Regions from separate parts of the Mus musculus genome. Here region 1 is linked to region 2. A link is a loop called in an ENCODE intact Hi-C map of the cell type or tissue named here. Cell type or tissue: heart. All regions are shown on one strand.

Region 1 (8,000 bases), 290 kb after region 2:
ATGAAAGCTGGCCAGCAGGAAGGATGCTTCCAGGTCTGTTCCACCTTGAATTCTCTATGTCATATAAAGTGTGTGGTGTCTTCAGCAATAGGGTCTTAGCATCTAGTTATGGTGGCAGAACCAAGAACAGTAGCAAAAGTTGAGTGCCTCTGGAGCTTCTCTGTACAAAAACTCACGGTGAGGTATTCCATGTCTAGGACTGTTTTTTTGTTTGTTAAATTGTTGTTGTTACTACCATCATCATCTTCGTCATCGTAGTCGTCACTATCGTTGTCACTTCCCATCCCCCCTTTTTCTGTATACATTTGGGGGCATGGGGAGGTCAGAATAGGCATCAGATATCCTGAAGCTGGAGTTATTGGTGGTTATGAACCACTCACATGGGTTCTGGGAACTGAACTAAGGTCCTTTGTAATCGGCGGCAAGTTATCTTTCCAGTCCTTGACACTAAGGTTTTTGCTTAATAACCTGTGGCTTTTGGGAGTAGTGTTGATCTTCCTTGTAAGATACCTCTGTTCAAACTCCTGATTGGAAAGTTACATTTTAAAATTAGTCTGTAATGTAGAGGCTTCCATGTGTCCTTTCATACATCTTTTGTTCTTGCTTACGCTCCCTCTGCTCTTCTCTTTCATCCTACTTCCCTTATCCCCACTTAGACCTTTCTACCTTAGAAGCTTCCCCTCTAATGATGGTTTAAAATTTAAAGGTTATCCCCTTTCCTCATTTCCCCTCCAAAGACCCTCTTCTCACCAACCTACCAACCCTCACTTCCTAGTCCTGGTATTCCCCTAAACTGGGGCATTGAGCCTTCACAGGACCAAGAGCCTCTCCTCCCATTGATTACCAACAAGGCCACCCTCTGCTATATATGCAGCTGAAGCCATGGGTCCCTCCATGTGTAATTTTTGGTTGATGGTTTAGTCCCTGGGAGCTCTGGGGGTACTAGTTGGTTCATATTGTTGTTCCTCCTATGGGGCTGCAAACCCCTTCAGCTACTTGAGTAGTTTCTCTAGCTCCTCTATTGGGGACCCTGTGATCAGTCCATTGTTTGGCTGAGAGCATCCACCTCTGTATTTGTTAGGCACTGGTAGAGCCTCTCAGGAGACAGCTATATCAGGTTCCTGTCAGCAAGCACATGCTGGCATCCACAATAATGTCTGGGTTTGGTGACTGTATATAGGATGGATTCCCAGGTGGGGCAGTGTGGAGTGGTTGGCTGTGCAGAGATAGCCTGGTCCCCAGTTGAGCAAAGGTCTGGAACCCTGGAGCCCGGTGGGTGGTGATTTCCACCTGCATGGGAAGGCAGGAGTTCGGCCATGTCTCTTGGGCACCTGGCTCCTATTACACATTTACAGTCTCCTACAGGCCCCCTGCAGAGAGGTAGGGGCATCAATCAGGTAGTAGCTGCACCAAGGCCTCCCACATGCAAATAAGGTTTCCCCAAACTCTCAGTCCAAGCCAATGAGAAGTATCTGCTGTCAAACGCTGAATCATCCCCAAAATTGTATGTAAGTCCTATCCAGGGAATAAAAAATATTCGAGAACTACTCCATCGCCGAGCCTTTGTCTGAAGAGCTGAAACACTTGGAGAGATCTGCTCTTGAGGCCCTGCCGCACTCCTTACTGGCTAGTCAGCTTCTACTTGGCCCAGCCAGACCCAACCCAGTGCAGGGCAGCTGAGAATTATGGCACCACAGAGTTGGAGGTGGAGCTGACCTGCACAGTGGAAGCACAGAAGCGACTTCCCCTACCTGTCCGAATTTACTTTCCTTCCCTGAAACCCTCGCACCAGGCCTGGCTAGAGATATCTGTGGAAAACCTCTGGTATCCAGGCCCATAGGGCCGTCTCTGGATGGCCTTTCCTTCAGTCTTTGCTCCACACTTTGGCTCTGTATCTCCTCCCATGGGTATTTTGTTCCCCTTTCTAAGGACCGAAGCACCCACACTTTGGTCTTCCTTCTTGACCTTCATGTGGTCTGTGAATTGTATCTTGGGTATTCTGAGTTCTGAGCTAATACCCACTTATCAGTGAGTGCATACTATGTGTGTTCTTTTGTTGCCTCACTCAGGATGATATTTTCTAGTTCCATCCATTTGCCTAAGAATTTCATAAATTCATTGTTTTTAATAGTTGAGTAGTACTTCCATTGTGTTAATGTACCACATTTTCTGTATCCATTCCTCTGTTGAGGAACATCTGGGTTCTTTCCAGCTTCTGGCTATTATAAATAAGGCTGCTATGAACATAGTGCGGCATGTGTCCTTATTATGTGTTGGAGCATCTATCGAATGACTGAGAAGCACCTAAAGAAATGTTCAACATCCTTAGTCATCAGGGAAATGCAAATCAAAACAACACTGAGATTCTACCTCATACCAGTCAGAATGACTAAGATCAAAAATTCAGGTGACAGCAGATGTTGGTGAGGATGTGGAGAAAGAGGAACACTCCTCCATTGCTGGTGGGATTGCAAGCTGGTACAACCACTCTGGAAATCAGTTTGGTGGTTCCTCAGAAAATTGGACACAGTACTACCTGAGGACCCAGCTATACCACTCCTGGCATATACCCAGAAGATGCTCCAACATGTAATAAGGCCTCTTCCCTTTCTTTTCTCAAGGGACCTTTGAAGTGATTTGGCTTCTACAAGCACTCCAGATTAAACACACCAATGTGAAACTTTACACATTGGATTGGTAGATGAAAGCCAACATTGGGACTCAGTGGGACCCAAAGCTTAGATTCTAGCCTTACTTACTTACTTTTTTAAAGTGCTGAAATTGGGTTTGCTTTCTAGTTTTGAAAGCTGATTGAGTTATGTATCTTGATGTTAGAATCCAAAAGCTCGTTTGCATAGGCATTTAAACGGGCAGTCATAGACCTAGCCTTTAAAACAGATTAGAATGATTTAGCATTATTATCAAATGTCAAATTGCATGGCAAACAGAGCACAATAAGCAAAATTTGCAATCATTTCCAAGACAATTTCACCTTAATTTATTTAAAACTTCTAGAGGATGTTACTCCATTGTTAGAAAAACATTTACTTGGAATAAATGAGATCCTTGGGTGTGATCATCATCACTAAAGCATGTACAGAAAGTAGACTGAGAGGTTATTAAATGCATCATTAAAAATTATGCTATTTTGTGAAATTGTAAAATTCAGTAATTGGTGGCACATAAAATTCCGAATTAACCTTTATTGATCTCTTTCATAGTAAAGTGCACATTTGTCTTGAAACAAAGTCTCTTGACTTTTTACAGCCACACCTTCAGGTTGTACTGAGGAACTGTAAAAGAGAAGAGGAAATGCGGGCTTATGTTTCTCTTCCTTGGGTTTTCTTTACATTAGACTATACTTTATCATCTCTATGAAACACAGAATAGCAGGATGTAAACTCTTCCCCCTTGTTTCTTTCCTTCCTCCCTCCTCCCTCTTTTGCTGTCTCCCTCCTCCCTCTTTGCTCCCTTTCTCCCATGTTTCCCCCTTTCTTTCTTCCTCCCTCTCTCCTCTCACTTTGTTCCCAGCTCACTTAAAAATTTCCCCTGGTAGTTTTGGAAAGCATGCTTCTTCCAGGTATTTAAGAGCTTTTTTGGCATGCAGTGCTGCCAATGTTAACACTGGCAATTGGTGTAATTTACAAGGGTGCATTAAATATAATTATCATATTTTTACATCACTTGCTTAAAGTCAATTTGTGATAAACCTGTGCTGGCAAAGATGGATGTGTTAGTGATTATTGCATGTGGTTGAACTGTATAGAAGTTCAATATATTGAGCTCCTAAAAATTAATTTTATAGCATCTTTGATAGTTTTGAATAAAGCTATAATGAGTTTCTATATCTTTGAATTGAGCAAATTCCCATCTGGAAAAGATACACTGCAAAAATAAGTTATTTCAAGTGTCTTTTGGAATTGGTTAAATTCTGTCTTAACTGACTTCTAAGCCTTAGGACTGAGTGATCTTCCAGTTCTTTTGTGTACCTAGAACCTCATAAGGCATATGTGAGAATCTAGCACTTCATTTAAAATTTAAGGCCTCATTTAGGGGTCCCTTGAGGGGTACAGATGAATGTTACAATGTCTAATCTCTGTTTCCTCACCTTCTGTGAACTGGGCATTTTGGTTTCAAATGCATGGTGTTTGATTAGTCTTGCCTCATGTTCCTTTTGGGCAGTTGTTTTACTTAGAGCATTTACCTTCCAGGACTCATAATTTTGTTTCTGCTTTCCAAGTTCTACAGAGATTTTTTTTTTAAGTTGTTGTGCCTTTACCAATTCAATGGCTTTCCCAGCTTAACACTCTTCTAAAAAAATAAATAGTGAGAGTGACCCTGTCCCCAGATTTTACCAATTATACCTGAGATTTTGCATGAGAGATAGGATCCTAATGGAAAACTAGAGGGAGTGGTTGTTTTCTACATCTCTTCAGACTGATACATAGGTAGTAACCTTCTAAAGTGTATGGCATTAAATCTTTCACAGAATTAAATTTTAATTCTTTCTAGCTTAGAAAAATAGTAAAAGGAAACAACAGGATGAAAAAAATGCCTTATTGGTGCCTACAAGATAATTGGTAATACGTAGGGCACCTTTAGATAGATTATGTTGGTAATGTGCAAATTCCCTTGAAAAATCTGTGAAAATAGGACCACTGTTTGTATTTCTATGGTTGAGTGTGTTTTTGCATGCTCCCCATTAGGCCACTGTGAGTAAAGTCTTGGTCCCAGATTGACACTATTGAGAACTGTGCTATATAGAGTGAGAGGTGCTAAGATCATGGGGGTCTGGGAACCTCCATTTCTTCTGTGACCCCTTTAGAAGTTCTCTCAAGAGAAATGCTGTAAAAAGAACTGGCCTGACCCCAGTTGTATGTTTTCAGATCCTATTCAAGGTGTTACCACATGACCCAGTGAATGCTGTCACCCTCACTGTGTCAACACCCTCTGCCCTTACCACATGCCACACAAATAGAATCCTCACCTGGCCTTGGGATTTGAACTTCTAAACTGTTAACTAAAAGAGTCTTTTCTCTTTATACAGTGAGTCCCCTTAAACACTGTTACTGTAATGTAAACAAACTAGTACAATCTTTCATTATCTTTTACTTAATCATTTGGAGTGCTTACAGGAGACCCAAGTTGGATCAAGTATGCTGATTATGTTGCAACAGAATGATAAAATAATGACTCAGTGACCTTTGACCTGTCTGGGATGGTTTGTATATTCTTGGACCAGGGAGTGGCACCATTTGGTGTTGTGGCCTTGTTGGATAGGCATGACCTGGTTGGAATAGGTGTGTCACTGTGTGTGTGGGCTTAAGACCCTCACTCTAGTTGACTGGAAGTGAGTCTTCCACTAGTCTCCATCTACCTTTGGATGAAGAACTCTCAGCTCTGCCTGGGCCATGCCTGCCTGGATGCTGCCATGCTCCCATCTTGATGATAATGGGCTGAACCTCTGAACCTGTAAGTCAGCCCCAATTAAATGTTGTTTTTTATAAGACTTGCCTTGGTCATACTGACTGTTCACATCAATAAAACCCTAACTAAGACACTCTCTGAAGGACTAATCCTTTGTTTCTCTATTAGTCCTAGCACTTACAGTTTTTAACTTATTATATGTATTTGGTACACACTTGTCATAACAGTAAGGTATAGCTGCATATACAGATATACTGCATTCATTTATTTTATATCTCCTCTAAGGTGGTTTACACATTTTTATTCACATACTGAGTAGATTATACAGAGAATATGAGATTGGTCATATTATTGTTGAGTTTCCAAACCTTCATAAAACAGACAGACATTCAGAGAATGCTAAACTTAAATGGCTTTGTTCCATACATGTGGCGGTAGGAAAGGTGAATAGGGACATGTAGATATCACTGGAAGTCAGCTGTAAGACAGCATAAAGAATCCTGATTCCTTCTCTGCTCTTAGTGAGATGAAGCAAATTTTCAGGATGATATGATCCTGTGAGGAACTATCACGAATCACTTTTTATTGGGAAGAAATTGTTCAGTAGTAAGACTCTGACACTAAAGTGACCATCCCTGGCAGAGGAACGTGAAAAGCTGGGAATCACTTCAAGGTCCATTTGGAAACAATTATGCTGAGAATAACATTGCAGATGTCTGCTTCTCTCCATTATTTTTACAAGAACAATGTGACTTTGGTGACAGTGACTCAGATGACAAACTGACATCTTTCAGAAAATGGAGCAAACCTTCACTAGGCAGAAAAAATTTACACAATTTCAAATATTGTGAAGTTTTTTTTCTAAGCAGTATTGATTATAATAGTTATGACTTGGGTACCTTTGGTAAAAAGTTAGAGGATGATATAATCAGATCTCCTTTAAAACCTGTTATGCTATGTCTAAATCTGTATGCCAGTCTTTTGACATCACTTAAAAGGCCATTCGTGTTGTTGGTTGTTTTTGTTTTTAATCAAGGGAGATTAAAGCACCCATCTTCAGAAATGTAGCATCACTAGAAAAGATTTAAATCTCTTTATCTCCTATGAAGATAGGAGGAGTGAAGTGGAGCTGTGTGCATACTTAATGAGGGAGTAAATTATTATTTTTTTAATGGCCTAGAAGAGCAGACAAGGCCTAGGACCAAGTTCCTCTATACTTTTTGACTTTGAGATATCTTTCCTGTAATCAGAGTCTTCCTTGTTTAATAAAATTTCACGTAAAAGACTAAAGACCAAGGCAGGGGTGCACCTCAGCTGCTATAGTACTTGCCTATTATGGATGAAGCTGTGTGTTCAATCTCCAGCACTGAATAAATTAGAAATGACTAGGCCTATTGGAAGATAGAAAGTCAGAAGTTCGAAGCCATCCTCAGCTTCATAGGAAGTTCAAATCCAGCCTTGACTAAATGCAACCTTGTCTTAAAAACAAAACAAAAATTTTAAATACCCTGTTTGGCAGATTCGTGAAGTAGAGAAAGGAATTCAGCAAAAGCCTCTCCCTGGGCTGAGAAAAGACAATGGAATGTTATCAACAGTGAGAAATGGAATTTGAATTGTGATTGTGCAACCTGAGGAATCTTACATATAGCCACAGGAACATTTACATATGTATGCCAAGACTATTTCCCCCCACCAAAACGATTCTTTGTTTCTTCTATGTCTGTCTCTGTCTCTCTGTCTCCATCTCTCTCTGTCTCTCTCTGTCTCTCTGTCTCTGTCTCTCTCTCTCTGTGTAGGTGTGCCTCTCACACTCAGAATAACTTTAAAAAGTCAGTTCTCTTCTTCTACCATGTAGGTCACTAAGCTCAGACTCAGGTTTTCAGGCTTGTTAGCAAGCACCTTTACAAACTAATGCATCTCACTTGCCTTAAAGAATGTATTATTAATTAAATTTGTCCACTGACCATTTCACATGTATATATAATAGATATTAACTATTCTTTCAACTTTCTATTACCCCTGTTTAACCTCTTCTTACATATATGTCACTTTCTCACATTCATGTCTTTTAGTTTTGTGACCCATTGAATTTAATCAGTGCCCTCTGTGTGGCCATGGTTTTGAAGCTATATGTGTTGGATTCTGGTGGGTTCAGCATTGAGTATATAACTAAAGTAAATGACTTCTTCCTCTAGAATCTATCAATAGCCAATAGTTCAGCAATAAGTGGTAGAGCCCCATGAGGCCCTGCCCCTTCCATGACTGATTGTTGGCAGCTCTAGACTTGTGCAGGGCCATTGAAAATAGTCACATTTAAGAGTTCATGACTCCAACAGTTGTGTCACCTTTTACATTAAAAAGATGACATTTCATAGTCTTTCACTTTATCTTCCAACTGTTATGTAAATCCCATACCTTGTTTAGCAATGTTCCTTGAGCCTTGGAGAGGGTAATGTAAATGTCTTATTTAGGGTAGAATTCTCAACTGGCACTTATTTTCAGCATCTTCAGCAGCCATGAATCTATGCATTTACTATCATTCACTGCAAAGAGAGGTTTCTCTGATTAGGGTT
Region 2 (8,000 bases):
ATGAGCCCTGTCAGGCTTTGCCATACCTTACAGTTTCCCCCTTTCTTTAGCAGACATGGCCTTCCACCTTTCTGGGCACTTCTTGGAGAACACTGAGAAGTTGACAGAAGCATCCGGGTGCTGCTTCTTGTGCTCCACCCGGCAGGTTTGCACAAAGAATGCATATGAGGACATTTTGCCTATCGGCTTCTTAGGATCTCCTTTGCCCATGTTTAGTTGATTTTCCTCCGCGAGACACAGTCATCCGGTGTCCGTCTGGCTCTCGTTTGCCCCGGTGCTGCCTCTATGTAAGGTGTTTTTCTTGGAAAAGAAAAGGAAGAGAAAAAGATAAAATACAAGAAGAAATAGAGTATGAGGAGGCCAGAGGTGTCAGCTTCCTGATAATAAGAGTCCCGGGAAAAGGCTGTTCCACGTAGGCTTTCTAGCAGGTTAGCTGCACTTGTTCTGTGTTCTAGGAGACCAAGTTCTGTTTTTTAATTTTTCAGCCATTGAACTTTTATTCGTGTCATATGTTTTGACATTCCCCAAGAGGTATGTTAAAGGAATGTCAAGAAGATCAGGAAGAGATAGGATGGGAAGCTGAGGCAGAGGGCCAAAGGGAGGCCCCGATTTCCCTCATATCCCAATTGAAGTGGGGGAGGCAAAATTGTCCCTGCCTTGGAAGGATGCATAAAGCAACACTCATGCACACTAGAGCCCCACCCTCACATCAGCAGCCTACACACACACACACACACACACAGCCACATCCTCACTGCAGTAGCCTACACATACTAGTATTTTCTCCGTGCCTTGTGAGGTGAGTAGTGTTTCAGCAGTTGTCACTATTTCCTGGCACATGCCAGTATGAGAGATGCCCACACAGGCTGACGTACAGAGAGCTTTTTACTTCTCGACAGTCCAACTGTAGATGCTCTGAACTGTGCCTCTTATACTCAAATCTTTAATCTGGTCCCCTTTCTTACAGTATGAGGCAACAACAGGCTTGTAGTTTACACAGAAGACTAAAGTGACATGCTTAAAGCCACCTTTATTTTGTTTATAAGGCTGCCCAAGTTCCTGTTTTGTTTAGAAAAGCAGATGATGAAACGTGAGTCTGTTCCTGGCTCAGAGATTAGTCAACTAAATAGGATTTTAAAACTTTTATTTTTACCTGATTGATAAAGCAATATACAGATAAATGTAGCATCTAGAAAAATAGAATAACAAATAAATAAAAAAAAACCCCAACATTCAAAATGTGGTTACTTTTTAGGTAAGAAAAGTTTAAAAAATGCCTTTTTAGAACAATTTTAGATTTATAGCAAAATTATGTGAATAAGAGTAGGGTATACTTGTTACATTATCAGGCTTGTGGGGGTGTGGCTCTGTTGCTGGGGAAGAGGGCTGGTTCTTTAGTTTGCAGGCAGCCTGGGATAGAGTCCTAGCATTGAATGAAACAGGTATGAGGGCACACAAAACCCATTGACAGACTTTATAGTACATGTTGGATGGTTTCACCACTTACCTTCTCTGCTTCAGATCTTACACTAGTATCCATCTGTCTACAATGTCTCTTTTGGTTTTGCATGAGCCTAAAAGAAGCCCACTTTTGTGTTATTGCCCCCTTTCTCTACATATTTAAAACTTCTACAAACTAGGATGTACCATTTTCCTAATGTTAGACATTCAGATATTCACTTATCATGTAGGAAAATTTAAAATTAATTTCTGGAAATAACTTTCCAGGTTCTTGGAAGAACTGGGGGTTAGTTTGGAAATAAACTGTGTGGTATAGTATCCTGGATGCCATCTCCTGGACAAAGGCTATCTATGACTTGCCTGGAGGATGGGCCTCACCAGAGGCAGCCAGGACAAGGCTGGGGACAAGCTGATGTGGAGTTAACTCTTCCTTGCTCCTGTGGGAAGAGCCAGCACATTTATGCCTCTTTCTCCGACACTCAAGGCTGAGCTGTGGAATGGATGGGGTAAAGCTTAGCAGCCACAGGGCTGGGAGGGCCTCACGGCAGCTACTCTTCTACACTGCAGTACCATTCCAGCGCTGTGGCACCGGTGCTGCCACATTACAGTGAGACACCTTCCCCTTCCCCCTGCAAAGCCTTTAGAGCAGTGGTTCTTAACCTGTGGTTCTCGATGCCCCCCTCCCCTTGGGTTCACATATCAGATAATCTGTATATTATCAGTATACAGATAATATAACAATAACGAAATTACATTTATGAAGTAGTAACAAAATAATGTTATGTTTGAGAGTTACCACAATATGAAGGTCATAGCATTAGGGAGGTTGAGAACCACAGTTTTAGAGTCTAAAGTTTAGACCCACACCTGGCACCTGGCACTTGTTTGTTTTTTCTGCTGTTAGGGACTCTTGGCTTCAGGGGGAACCCAGGCCTACTGCTGGCAGGAGTGAGCTAGATCTGTGAAAACAGATGTTGACAAATATATCATCTGTGGTGACCCAGCAAATTCAAACTGCCTCCTGGAGTCTGCAAACTATGCCAGTCTGTATAGACGGTTTCACTAGATGGCAAACGATTGCAAAGACCATGTTCCTTTGCCATGTCTCATGTACATGCGGCCCAATCCTGTGACAGTAACAGAACCATGTGTGTTGTGGAATGGATGGGGTAAAGCTTAGCAGCCACAGGGCTGGGAGGGCCTCACAGCAGCTACTGGTCTACACTGCAGTGCTATTCCAGTGCTATGGCACCAGTGCTGCCACATTACAGTGAGACACGTTCAAGTCCAGAGCTCTCAAGTGCTATGCCCACTCCAGTGAAGTCTGCCTGTCGGGGTTGAAAAGCCTGGAGGCAGTCGCGAGGCAAAGAGTTTCAAGGAAATTCAGCCTCCTGGAACCTTGGCATTCTCATAGCCCGTATACTCAAACCCGATCCCCACGTTAGTATGGTGTATGCTCTCTTTCAGTATTGATTCATTATAAGTGCCTTTAAAGGTTGAATTTTGACATAGGTGAGCCTCTGCCAGTGTTCCAAATCCTTGAAGCTGACAATCTTGGAATTCAGTAGGAATTCAGTAAGAATGATACCTATTCAGTAACATTCAAATTCACTTCTAGTAGAGATGGTGAAACTAATTACAAAGAATGGAGCTAGGATAGCTCAGGGCTGGTCTGCAGAGTGATTACTTAGGACAGTAGCCAGTCTCACCCAAACAAGGGAATATACAAAGGCCTAGTGAATAGGTGAGTTATCCATCAAAGAGTTAGGGAATCCCCCTGGGACCAGTTTCTTCACTAGGCCCAAAGGAACAGCATAATCAAGTTTTTACTAAGAACCCCTAGTGGTGGGCTTAACAATAGACTGGCATTACACCTGGCTCCATTCTAAGTGGTAAACAGCGGCCTGGTCCCCGCCATCTTTTGATGTATAGATTCCTTTTGTTTTGTGTCACTGTAATTCAGCAGATATGTCCTGCCTGGCTTTTCTTGTTTTTTCTTCTGTATAAAAAAGTCTGTTTTTCGTTTGGACATTATACTCAGATTCAACATACTCTCTCGTGTCGTGTCTGTTTGTCACCCCACTCCTTCGCCCACCTGCAACCAGAGACCCGTTCCTCGCAGATAGGAGACCCAAAAAAGAGGTCCATCTGTGGCACTCAAGGCCGATCCAGCCTCATCTGGCTTGTTACCTATGCTGTGTACTTCCATGTGACAGGGGCAGAGGCAGAATCTATAACACGTTTTCCTGGCCTGCTCCAGCTGCCTAAGGTCGAGCCCAGCCAGCAGTGTTCCTTGTCTGTCCACTGGAGGCAGGTTTGTCACCATATCCCTGCAAGCCACTGTGAAAAGCCTTGTTTGCTTTTGCCCTAGAGTCCAGCCAGTCCCCTGACCTCTAACCCAGAACTATTTGTTCCAGGCGTTCCTCAGTCTGACATTCTAGTTGAAAACAAAGCCAAAAAAAAAAAAAACCCAAACCAAAAAAACCCAACAAACAAACAAACCTACCATCTTCCAATCATCCCTCTATATTTGGGGGTCAGATGAGCTGGTTACCTTTATGGTCTAGAGGGAATGAGTCAGTTAGCGTTTAAGCAAGAAGCAACATCTGCTGTAGTTCAGAGGCTGGCAGAGCACCAACGGCTGGGAAACTGTAGGAAGCAAGAGACCTGGCCAGAGTTCTTTAGTCCTATGCTGTGTGTCCATGAATGCCTAGGCCAGTTCCTCCTCCAACAGATATTTTGTCTCATGTTAGAAACCTTCTCTGTAGCATCTGGCCAAAACCTAAACCTATTGCTGGCCAGAGTTTTCTGAGACCCACTTCCAGCCTCAGAAATAGTTGAGGCTTGATGTCAGACTTGTCATAGCTGGCTGGGTTTTGCTTCATTTCCTCTTCCTAACAGTTGCTCAGCCAGTCTTTATTTGCATGTGGGCAAAGACTTTGGTAAAGAAAGGAGGAGCCTTGTTAGCTGCCGTCTCACTCATGGCTAAGTCATGAGTAATTCTACTAGCAGAGCTAGTATTTGATACCCCTTACTCCTTTCTGCTTATACAGAAAGGTGAGGGATTATATAGGATTATTTATGAGTTTCTGTTAATTGTAAAATTTAGTACAAATCCAGCAATGAGGGTAGTGATGGTCACTTTTTCTATTTGTTCAGAGATCATGTACAATCTTGTACCCTTTACATAACACATATACACCTTGAATACACATGTGCATATGTGCTTGCCACACCACATTCTATAACAAGGAAAGGACCTCGAGGAATGGTTTGGATAGAGGGTATGTATTTCTGCTAGTGTTCCTGGCAGGCCTTGCAGTCAGGCCTGGCTGCTAGCAGTCTCAAAGCTCACAGAATTCAGAGACCATCCACTCCAGGCTGCTGCTTATCCCACACTATCCAGCAGATGGCGCTGCACGCCGCACTGTCGCACCTGTCTGCCTTGGCTGTCAGGAAGTCAGAGTTACTACTGTGCAGTCAGGAAGTGGGTCTGCTCTCACTGAGCAGCGGTGGCTTACGCAAACCATGACTCATGGGTTTGACGAGGGCCTTTGTCAGAAGCAATGAGATCTGACCGTCACCACCCAATGGAAAGCAAAGTGCCTAGCTGGCCGGAGATCATGGTTGCTCACCGTTGATGCCTGGCTTTTTCAGGCAGCATGAGTTCATGCGGAATTTCAGAACCTGGCTGTGACTGATTCACTTTCTGTAAACGAGGGTCACCATTTCCACTTCCTCCGCTTGGGCTATTATTTGAACTTCGAGGTCAGCAACTGTTCTGGTGCTTACCGGAGGCTTTTGAGTATTTCATAAGTACTATTTCTTTCCTCTTCTTAAAAGTTTACTTTGCGATAAGGTCTCAGTATGTAAGCCTACCTTCTTGGAACTGGCTATGTAGATCAGTCTGACATCCAGTCCACCCGCCTCTGTTTCCTGAGTGCTGGGATTAAAGGCACATCTCACCACCCACTCATCGCAGCAACATTTAGCACAGATCTGAAGTATGAAATTGTTATCTCTCAGCCCTTCAAAAGTGGGTTAGTCTCAAATATCATACTGCTCTGCTTTTGCCTGGAGGGCAGGAGAGTAACCTCCATAGAATGCCTGAAACTTGGATGGTATTAAACTCTATACACACCGTTTTACTATATATATACATATATATCTTATCATATATGTGGCTGTATCTTTTGTAGTTTGTGAAGCCATAGAAAGTTAGTTCAGACTTCTTCTTTTCCTTTTTTTTTTTTTATTTTATTGTTAGAAGATCTTAGCAGCTCCAACATAATTCTTTTATTAGTGGAGACTTTTATCCTGTCTTATACATTTTTTGCTTGTTTGTTTGTTTTGTTTTTCGAGACAGGGTAGACCAGGCTGGCCTTGAACTCGGAAATCCACCTGCCTCTGCTTCCCGAGCGCTGGGATGAAAGGCGTGTGCCACCATGCCCGACTCTGTCTAATACATTTTATAGCTCATCTTTGGTGTACCTGACTTGTACCTGTTGTCTTATACATTGTGGTCTGTAATTGAGTTAGGGTGAATTGAACACAGTCAAGGACTTCATCCTCTGACTAGTGGGTAGTGGCATATACAGTGGATGCAATGGCCTGGATGACTCATACAATAGACTGGACCCTATGGGAAGGATGAGATGGCATCATACTCAGCGCTAAGGGCATGTATACCATCTTACATCATACTCAGCGCTATGGGCATGTATACCATCTCACAACTTAAGAACGGTTTATTTCTAGAATTTTCTATCTCATACTTTGGGAATGTTGTTAAGGCTAACGAAAATAAGACAGTGAATAAAAGGCAGTGGCGATCTAGTGTTTACATGTACATGTATTTGTATAGAAATTCATGTGAAACTTTTGAAAATTCTTGTGGCAGGAAGCCCCAGAGGGGATGGCTTATGGGGACAGTGATGACTGCGCCAGGTGTGTTGATGACTGGAGTCAACCTGTTCTAAAGAGTCTGCCAGAACTGGATTAATGTGCAAAAGACACAAGTTGTAGTTAGACACAGAGAAGCAACAAAGCCAGAAGGGCTCCTAGTGTTGAGGCAATGATCCAGAAGGGGGCTAGGTAGCAGGAGCCAGCCTGTCAGGGGTTACAGCACCTCAGGACTCAGCTTTGGGAGGTAGTGGCTGGGGGTTAGACTCAGGTAGATGTCCTGTGGTTAGTGATTCTCTTCCATGCCTCCCTTTATAGCTCTGTCTCTGTTCCTGAAGTTCCTCTACTTATATTTGAGGGGGAAAAACACCCTCAAGAACTTCCCCAAACTCCATTTCTAATTCTGTTTAACTTTTCTCTCAGGAGTTTTCTGCTCAGCCTACAACCGTTTCCAACTTGTAAAACCCCATATCTCATTTGCCTTCAAACACTCTTTTATAGAAATTGTGTGTGTGTGTGTGTGTGTGTGTGTGTGTGTGAGAGAGAGAGAGAGAGAGAGAGAGAGAGAGAGAGAGAACACATGTGCTCTGCTATACAGTTTTTGGTCCTTTTGTGTTTTCACATAGGAAAAGAATAATCTTTGGGGACAGGAGCCTTCTTTCTTGTGGTCTCTCTTGAGCCTTCTCCTTGGCCTTACAGTGTGGGCTGTGCAGGTACCTTGCTTAGGTCTTTAATGGAGTTGGGTGTGAACTGAGGGCAGGGGTGAATACACACACTGGGCTCACACAGACACAAGAATATGATATCTCATGTGAGCAACCAATCAAGCAAACACATAAGCAAAACACTAACATTTTGTAAAAACAAGCCCAACAGATTTAGCTTTGTCCTACTAAACTCTTCTTTGCCCTGGAGTGCACAAGGAAAATAATGCCCGTGTATATAAGGTATTGCTGTGCATGTGTGCAGTGTTACGAAGAGGTTGGCTCTTCTAACCTTTTCTTCCTCAGTAAAAGGAACATTGGAGTTGAAGAAAATGAGAGAGCGCTGGTTCTCTCTGAGCGTGTGTTGGAATATCCTTTGTATAAGAGGGGGAATGCAGACTAAGGCCCTAACACTATGCTATGACTGTCCCAGACATGGGGCACTGGTGACCAGTGAGGCTGAGGAAGAGAACAGCCATTGTCAGTATACACATACTTCCATGTATATTCATGGTTCATCTGTCAGTTTACGATGCAGCAGTTCTCAACCAGTGGGTTGCAACCCCCAAAAGACCATTGGAAAACACAGCTAATTTACATTATGTTTCATAAAGGGAGCAAAATTATACTTATGAATGAAGTAGCTATGAAAGCAATTTTATGGTTGGCAGTTACCAAATGAGGAACTATTAAGAACCACTGTTTTAAAGGGCTTTTGTTTGAGAAAAAAATACTTATTTTACTTATGTGTTTGTGTCTTCATGTGGATATAGCACACATGAGTTCAGTTGCTTGCAGAGGCCAGAAGAGGGGTTCAGATTTCATTAAGTTGGAATGACAGGCAGTTGTGAAATGCCTGATATGGGTCCTGAGAACTAACTTGGACTCTGGAAGACCAGCAAGTGCTCTTAACCACTGAGCCCTGTGTAACAC

Evidence for each region. Peaks named below come from ENCODE experiments on the same cell type or tissue, not always from the same donor. Only the 100,000 strongest peaks of a DNase experiment are listed, where the experiment ranks them.
Region 1: it touches region 2 in a loop (2.2-fold over the local background); 2 of 42 quality-filtered maps call a loop at or near these places.

The regions. Positions count from the first base shown.
Region 1 is chr13:75,500,775-75,508,774 of GRCm38, reverse strand. No RefSeq gene overlaps it. Among named protein-coding and RNA genes, the nearest start is that of Mir682, 140 kb to the left of the region's middle. In heart, no CTCF peak of the experiment used is centred here; no DNase peak of the experiment used is centred here.
Region 2 is chr13:75,794,915-75,802,914 of GRCm38, reverse strand. It overlaps the pseudogene Gm8288. Among named protein-coding and RNA genes, the nearest start is that of Glrx, 41 kb to the left of the region's middle. In heart, no CTCF peak of the experiment used is centred here; DNase peaks (open chromatin) are centred at 3,774 and 4,954; H3K4me3 peaks cover 480 bases; H3K27ac peaks cover 570 bases.